2 separate regions of the Homo sapiens genome follow, and region 1 is linked to region 2. Evidence: chromatin contacts called from ENCODE Hi-C data. All regions are on one chromosome and are shown on one strand. Each heading gives the region's core, a stretch centred on a gene start or an enhancer-like site at or near the end of the contact. The rest is flanking DNA. Distances are from core to core; before and after follow the strand shown. Region 1 holds the start of AMOTL1 (angiomotin like 1). Region 2 overlaps SMCO4 (single-pass membrane protein with coiled-coil domains 4).

What was found. Hi-C counts contacts between places; a loop is a spot of excess contacts on that map.
Region 1: a loop to region 2 is called in a map with no recorded cell type, with 11 times the contacts of the local background. The contact joins the promoter of AMOTL1 here to the enhancer-like site in region 2. A Hi-C loop is called at or near these places in 2 of 37 single-sample maps with no recorded cell type.

Annotation. Positions count from the first base shown.
Region 1 is chr11:94,766,197-94,770,607 of GRCh38, forward strand. AMOTL1 (angiomotin like 1) reads left to right here and starts at 2,160. Exons shown (of 13, transcript NM_130847.3): 1 at 2,160-2,364. The coding sequence starts at 2,316.
Region 2 is chr11:93,527,461-93,531,713 of GRCh38, forward strand. The region is part of intron 1 of SMCO4 (single-pass membrane protein with coiled-coil domains 4); the gene reads right to left. Among named protein-coding and RNA genes, the nearest start is that of SMCO4, 14 kb to the right of the region's middle. Within about 2 kb of position 2,316, at least 21 of the 41 ENCODE cell types and tissues checked have a DNase peak (open chromatin) inside an H3K27ac peak, as active enhancers do.

The sequences.
Region 1 (4,411 bases), core at 910-3,409, 1.2 Mb after region 2:
TTTATCACCTCTGTCAACCTCACCTATCATTGCTTCCTGCAACTATCCTAGATAGTCTCTTGAAATAATAATAGCAAATGTATATTGAATACTACATGCATTGTGCTGAGTATTTTACATTTGTTATTTTATTCAGTCTTCACAACCACTCTGTGAGATGCTATTTTCTTCATCTTGCCAAAAAGGATACTGAGGTTTAGAGAAGTTAGGCAACTTGCTCAGCGTCACACAGATACTGAATGGTGGAGCTGCAACTCAGCTCATGCCTGTTTTGTTCTAAACTTGATGGTTGTAACTTGGAAATTTTGCTGCTTCCTAGACTATAGGATGGTATCTAGGAGTGGGCAATTAGTAAAGATTAGTTTCCTTTCTTCTTTTTCTATCCATCACTTCTTCCCCAATTTGTATTAAATTCGCGCAAATGTTAGGTGAATCAGTGGTCCCTTCACTGTCCATAAGATAACCACTTCAGCTCCTAATTTGCGATTCAGGGTTCACAATGTGTAATACAAGGCACATTGAGGCAGAGGTTGTTTCTATACCTGGCTTTGCTACTAAACTTGTTCTGTAACATTGGACAAGTCATTCAACAGCTATGCCTGAGCTTCTTCATCCGGCAAGTGAAAGGTTTAGTTGACACTTTCTTAGATTCTTTCCAGGCCTACATTTTTGTGACGTTGTTATTCTGCCTTCCCTTGTTTTCTCCTCGTTTCTGGTAAAAACGCTTTCCTCTATGCCTTCTTCCCAAGCACCCAGACCTTGTCATCTCCCTCTTGGCTTTTGCCTCTGCTTGCCCAGTGCTGCCTTTTCCTCTTTCTGCTGTGTCTGAACTCCACCACCCTCCCAGGCTTTTCCTTCTGTGTAGTCAGTGCCTCTCTCCGCCCTTCCCAGGCATCTGCAGTACTTGGATCTCCTGCTTTGTTGCTTGCCTGTTTTCTGTTCACACATCTTGTCTTCTTAGACAGATAACAGATCCTTGAAGGGCTGGTCAGCTGCTCTAAGTTTCTTTTGTGTGCTAAGTTTCTTTTGTGTGTACCAGGGTAGATGACTTTAAATGGAGTAGGCATTTCATAAATAATTGTTAAATGATTACATTTGGGCTTTATCTTGAGAGCAGAGTTTACTCAGTAGGAGGGCCCATCAGGGGAATCAGAATCAGGACATGCAACCCACCAGAACTGATGAGAGGTAAAACTGCTGGCAGTCTAGTTAGGGAACTGCCACAATCCAGGGAGGAGTCCCTGAAGGCCGGACCTAGATAGCAGGTAAACAGAGGCAGGGAGCACCAGATAAGAGAGGCTTGGTGTGCGCTAACTCTCCCACTAACATCCTGGGCAGCAACTGTACAGTTACCTAGCTTTCTCTTCTCCAAGCAGTAGAGCTGCCCGGAAAAAGCCAGGCAGAAGTGCTATGGGGCAGGCTCGGGCACCCCAGATTAGGGCTCCAGAGAGCCGCCAGTATAAACCAATATAATGAGGTGGATGAGTAGTTCTCAGCACAGCCTGATTTTAAGAGGTGGGGCAACATTTTCCCAGAGTCGCTTACTTTCTTTACCTCTACTCAGGCAGATAACAGCCTGGGGATTTATGGCCAGAGGATGTACGGTTCTGCGAACACATTTAATATCCGAGGCTGTCAGGTCTGTTTTGGCCCTTCTGTTTGTCAACGGAGCACATAGTAGCAGCTTATCGCCCAATCTCAAGTGCGTGATGGAAGCACTGGGGCCTGGGGAATGCTGAGAAAAGTGTGGCCACTTTCTACCTGGAAATTCCACTTAAGAAGAAAAAAAACCAACCTAAGCAAATCTAGACTTTTGGGCAGATCCGGAAACAGAATTTTGGCCGGCATTGGGCTGGTGGGGAAGGAAGACAAAGTGGAGGGAGAACTGGTGAGTCTGAAATTAATCAAAACCCGGCAGGGGACAAAGGAAGGGATGCTGTCGCCCTCCTAAGTCTCAGGGAGACACGTCAGCTTGAGCTCTGGGCAATTTCAGCCTGGCAGTCTCGCGGCCCGGGGAGGGGCGGCGGGTGTCTGCAGACGGGCTCTAGGGCCCAGCGGCCGGGCGCCACGGCGGGGGTGGAGTGTAGGGTTCTAGTGACGAGCCCGGGCGACCCTCCCCGGCCCGCGCGCGGGGAGCGGGGAGCGCGGACGGCGGCGGGAGCGCGCGAGAAGCTCTAGGACCCAGCAGCGGTTGTCGGGTTTGGGGCTGGAGGTGAAGCCCTGTGTGAATGGGGTTGATTGTCCGGCGCCACTTCCCCGCGCTGCCCGGCAGCCGTCTTCCCCAGCCGAGGGACTGAACTAGCCATGATCGCCTCATGTGGAGGGCAAAGTTGCGCCGGGGAACTTGTGAGCCTGCGGTGAAAGGTAACCAGCCCCCACTCGAGGTGCCGGGAGGGCGTCTCCGAGTCTCCCACGCGAAGAACCCAGTCGCCCCGGGCTCCCCGGGCCCCTGCTGCTCACGGAAGGGGGCAGCTTCTGGGGGCCCGGGGCTGAGATCCCAGATTGTTGTTTTTAAGCGGGTTCCCTTGCCCCGCTCCAGGTCCAGTTGCCTGCGGGCCGGGCCTCAGCGTCTTGCCGCCCCGCGACCCACGTTGACTGAAGTTGTGGCCCCGGGGTTTGGGCCCCGGGGTGCTGCGCGCCCGACGCGGGGCTGGCCTTTCCTGAGGGGCGCAGCCATATGGCCAGACACTCCGAGGCGCGCCCGCGCCCGCGCGCGGGTCTCGCGGCGAGGGAGGGGACGGAAGGGGGTGTCCGGTGCAGCTTTCCCCGGCGCGAGACAAAGGCGCGCGCACCGGCCCGCCCGACGGGCTCTGGCGCTGTGGACTGGACCCTTTCTGCCCGCCGGCCAGACCCGGCTCTGGCGGGTGGGGGCGACGAAAGGGTCGCACCCCAGCCCCAGACGCTCGGATCGCGTTAGCTGCTGCTCCTTCTTTGTTCTCTCCCCAGACAAGTTTCTTTGACAAACTGGAGAGTTACATCCAGCTCCCGCTTGCCTGTTAGGGCTGCCTTTACAATAATCTGCTTTCGCGGGGAGAAAATTTAAACTTTCCAAATGGAACTGTTTTTTCTTGGAATGTGACATTTGTGGCAGGAGGGAGAGTGGTACGTTGGCCGATGACAGCCGAGCGGAACGGTGGCCTAGTGCCGGGACAGGGACCGAGCGTGCCCCATAGGCGGCCGGGCTGGAGGACGCGGCGGCAGAGCAGACGAGCCCTGGCGCGCACCTCTAGGGCCTCCGCTACCTGGACTGCGCTCGCGGCGACGTGTCCAAGTTTCCCCCCTCAGAGCCCCAGGCCGAGAATCCCGGGTATCTGCGCAAAGCTCCCGCGCCTCGCCCACCCTACTCTTCCTATCTTTACTGATGACTAGGAAGACTTTCCTTTTCCATTTTTGTTCGAAGATTTTTGCCTTTTTGGCTTCGGTGTTGGTTTCCTGTCTCCGCGTGGCAAATACCTTTTGGCCGGGCTAGCGTGTGGATCACCTGGACTGGGGTTTCAGAGGTGGGCCCTGAGCGTGCGGCCTCCTGAGACGATGCGGTTTGGACCCAACATTTTGTCCCCATGGTCCCTCAGCTCCCTTTCTCTGTGAGGCCTTGGTTTCCCATTTTCTTCTCCTGAGGCATGTTATGAGAACTGAGTTTTTGTACTGCTTATAGAAGGCCTTGGTGGTGGTGGGGTACGTGGTCTCGAGAGCCAGTTGTGATACCTCGAAGATGCTTTCGGCTAACCAAAGCAGTAACGTGCTAACCTGCTCACCATAAACGAATTAAACCAGAATAGAGGGCTATTAATAGCTACAGTTCCAGAAAATTTCCTTCCTTTTCGGGAAGCAAAAAGTCAAGGCTTGAAATATTAAACAATCATGGCTCCCTGCTTCCAAAACTGGCCTATGGGTCACTGCCAAACTGGCTAAGATTTCCCCTGGCTGCATACCACTCCTGGGCCCGGGCAGCTGTGGAAGTCAGACCCAGGTTAACGATTAAGGAGCTCTCTAGATTGCAAGGTCTTAAAGAATCTAGAGCAACTGACATTTACTTCCTAGTAAGGTGCTCTGAGCCTTATAGTGTGTATCTACTTTGAAGGCTCTTTATGAGAATAATGTGGGAACAGTAGTTTAATATACTTTGAACTGTTAGTAAAGGGTGGAAAAGCACTGATTTGACTAGAATGAAGGAAAACACCGATTCGACCAGAATGAAAAGGGTAGGACATAGGTAGAAGGCTTTATACAGGCTCTACTTTTCCTTATGATGGTGGTGGGGGTTGGGGGGAGGGATGAGGATGTTTAGTTCTTGGAGTGCACTTTTGTTTTTCTGTGATGCATTTTTCAAGATAAATAAGGAAACCTTTGTAAACCTGCAGGTGGATAGGAGAGAAGGTGCTGTACCTGTAACGCCCCTTTCCCTCCCCCT
Region 2 (4,253 bases), core at 1,066-3,565:
GGCAATTTTTTTCCTTGAGACATGGTCTCACTGTCACCCAGGCTGGAGTGCAGGGACATGATCACAGCTCACTGCAACTTCAGCTTCTTGGGCTCAAGCGACCTTCCCAACTCAGCCTCTTAAGTAGCTGGGACTACAGGCACACACCACCACGCATAACTAATTTTTTAAAAATTTTTTTGTAGAGATGGGGTCTCACTATATTGTCCAGGCTGGTCTCCAACTCCTAGGCTCAAGTGATCCTCCTGCCTCAGTCTCCCAAAGGGCTGGGATTATAGGCATGAGACACCACAACCAGCCTAAAAAAGCAATTTTTACGTATATTTCACCACAATAACAAAAATTAGGTTAATATTTGTTTGCTTTTAAGAAACAGGATGGGTTTTGCTATGTAGCCCTCAAACTCCTGGGTTCAGGTGATCTTCCCAACTCAGCCTCCTGAGTAGCTGGGCCTATAGGTACAAGTCACCACACCCAGTATATTTTGTTTTTTTAAAATAGGAATGTCATAGGTTCACAGTGAGAATTAAATAAGATACTGTAATGGCAAGTTCTTACATTGTCTGGCACATACTAAATCCTAATAAATAATAATTAATTATCATTAATAATTTTAATAGTTATAAAGACAGTACATGCTCATTGTAAAAAAAATGCTTAAAAAGCCCTCCTATAATATGAAAATCCAGAGATGACCACTAAAATAAAGTACTTTATGGTCTTTTTCCTACACATAGATATTTCTTAACAAATTTGGAATGTAATTGATATAAAATTTTGTAGTTATGATCCATTCTTTTCTGCCTTACTTATAAATACAAAAACTTCTCACAACATCATCCAGAAATAAAAAGCCTTTGTTCAAGGAAAGGATAAAAAGTTGTGTGAAACTTGAGAAAAGAACAAGGAGATCAGGTTGAGCAACTGGAGACACCCGCCTCCAGAGCCAGAATGGAGATTTAGCCAAATCCTCCACCACCTGCTCGTCTCTGCCTCCAAGTTGGCCCAGAAAGCAAGAACTCTGGGGGTCTGGCCAGACAGGCCATCAGGGAGCACCAGGGCTGAAGCATGTTGAGTTCTGGGGAAGCCCTGTATTTATCAGGCTGGCTGGGATAAAAAGTTCATGTTCCCTGTGCCTAAACCGGCTCTACCTTCCAGGAGCTCGCACTGTGACCAGGGAGACAGTGCAAGGGGCTGCCCAGAGTGGGTGGAGAGGTGAAGGGAGACCCCCATGCCAATCATTTCATCCAACCCTCTAGATTAAAGATGAGAGAACTGAGGCCCAGGGAGGCAAGTAACTTATCGAAGGCAGCAGTGATGAAATCAGAACTTAATGTTCCAGTACCAATCTGGATACCAGAAGACCAACTTCTCAGGGTTCTAAGTGAAATCACAGCATGCCGCCTACTCAGAGCCCAGCAAAGATGCCAGGGCCCACATCCAATACATCCTGTCCATCAACAAGTACGTATTTACTAGATGTTGGGGGCATGTCAGCAGAGACAAAAGCCACCCCTGGGCATAGGACAAGGAGGCTGTCTTATGGGAGGGGAACACGTGGAGCCCTGTCTGGCTCCCACTCGTGGGCAAGGCCTTTCTGTTCTAACTATAACAAGGAAGCAAAGCCTGCCTCCACAGATTCTGAAGGAACACTACCTGAGTCAAAACTTCCTGTAGCACTCTGGCAGAGAAAGGCTGTGCAATTTAAAAGGCAGTTCCTCTAAGGAAGCTCTTTTGATGTGCTAAGGAAAGAACACCCTAAAAATAACTTCTGGAATTACACACTCACAAAACACATTTGTAACACTCACTTTTCTAGCTAGGAATCATCTTCACAACTTTCATTTTGGATGGGTGTGTTTTGTTTGGGAGGAAGGAGGGGCCCCAAAGGCAACTCCTGAAACACTACGGAAGAGCAGCTGCTCCTGGCACTGGAGAATTCTATTTTCATCTCCACTTACACATAATTATCTTCTAAAGCGATGCTCCCCAGAGGGGTCACAATGACATCGGCCTCCCAGATAACCTCCCCAAGCAGGCTGCTTCTGGCACTATCTTGGTAAGTGGAGGCAGGAGAGTCTGAAATCAGGCCCCCGCACAGCCCAGAGAGAGTCTGAAATCAGGCCCCCATATAGCCCACTTCCCCCGAGCCCTCATTACACAAGGGCCAGGCCCCTTCCTTTGGAGGCAAAAAGGAAATTAAATGTCAACCAAATAAGGATATTTCCCTTTAACTCCAAGGCCAAGGAATCTGAAGTAGTGATTCCCCCAGTAACTGGGCAAACTGAACCGACGACACAGGCCACAGACCAGCAGGCCAGGCCCGCTGAGGGCCAGCCTCCGCCTGGAGTTCCTTCTTCTTTTTAATGACCAATACTCAGATTGCAGGCTGAAGTGTTTTTATGACAAATAAGAACAACAATGTGTGAACACTTTGTAGGCCAGTAACAAGGCTGGCAGCAGAGGGCCCTGGGCCCACGTACCAAGACCACACAGCCATCTACTCACTGTCTCCAAAGGTCCTCTTGGATGTTCCTCCCTGTCCCACATTTTCAAGGCCAAATGTGGCCTGCTGACCAGGAGAGCTGACTCAACTCTTTTCACAGCATAGTGATTTTATACACAGAAGAATCCTGGAAGCCCAGAAGAATCCACATAGCTTGCACACTGACCTTGGCATTTTCTAAATCTACCCAGGTTAAAGACCACCTGAATGGCAGGCATGGCGTTCACCAGGCAGGCCCAAGGCTGAAGGGGTCGTGGGGGGAAGAGCCCACCAGTTCACACGTGTGAGGCCCTGCAGCTCACAGCAGGGCAGCTAAGCACACAGTTTCCTAGCAATTCCTGCCACCACAGCCTTGTCTGTTTGCTCTCTCTTCTTCGTGTTTGTGGTTTATGTGTGGGTGGGTGGGTAGGTGAAAAGCATACAGAAAGGAAAGGGTGGTGGATCAAGGGTCAGTACAGCACTAACATTTTTTAAAAACCTGCCTAGAAACAGCTGCTGCAAAATATCTAGGCACACACACAGCTCAGCTACATCCATCTGAACTTAGAAAAGTCCTCAATGAGCTGGCCCACACTACCTGCTTTCATTCATGCTCACAGGCACAACAGTGGCTCCCATCTTACTAGAACAAAGGCCACAGTCCACGCAAAGAAGGACCTCTTGATCCTCATCCTCTTCTTTACTCCCAACCTCTCCCTTTCCTCCCCTGACACAATGGACTCAAATTGTACTGTCCCTACACTTCAGGGCCTCTGCCTGTGCTGTCCCCTTCACACAGAATCCTCTTCCTCCACACAGCAGCTCCTCCCTCTCTCCCCCTTCTCCAGCCCCAAGTGCACACATTCCTTCTCAGCAAAGCCCTCCTTGACCACCTCACCTTCCCCTCTGCTGCGGGACTCTTCCACTTTTTCAGCAGTCACCAATATCTCACATACCACCTGGACAGAACAGAGTCCCAAAAAACTCATGTCCACCTGGAACCTCAGAATATGAGCTTATTTAGAAATAGGGTCTTTGCAGATATAATATTTTAAGATGAGTGTGATGGTTAATTTCATGTGTCAACTTGACTGGGCCATGGGTGCCCAGACTTTTGGCCAAAGATTATTCCTTGTATGTCTGTGAGGATGTTTTCTGGATACAATTAACATTTGAATGGGTAGACTGAATAAAGCAGAATGCCTTCCCTCATCTGGGTGGACTTCATCTAATCAAATGAAGATCTGAACAGAACAAACAGCCTGAGTAAGAGGGAATTCCTCTTGCAGTGTATGTAAGCTTGAGCTGGGACATTGGTCTTTTCTGCCTTTGGACTGACCTGAACTGAGAAACTGGCTCTTCCTGGGTCTCAAGCCTGCTGGCTTTTGGACTAGAACTTACACCATTGGCTCTTCTGGAACTCAAGGTCTCAGTACCTGGATTGGAACTGACACCATTGGCTCTCCTGGGTCTCAAGGCCTCAGTACTTGGATTGGAACTTACACCATTGGCTCTCTGGGGTCTCAAACTTGCTGACTGCAGCTCTTAGGACTTCTTAACCTTCATAAACATGTGAGCCAACACCTTATAATGAATCTCTTTATATACATACACATAACCCTATTGGTTCTGTTTCTCTGCAGAACTCTAACACAATGAGGTCATACTGATGCATAGTAATGTGCAGACAGGTAACACTAATTAATATATTGTACACTTAAAAATGGTTAAGATGGTAAATTTTATGGGGTTTTTTGCCACAGTTTTA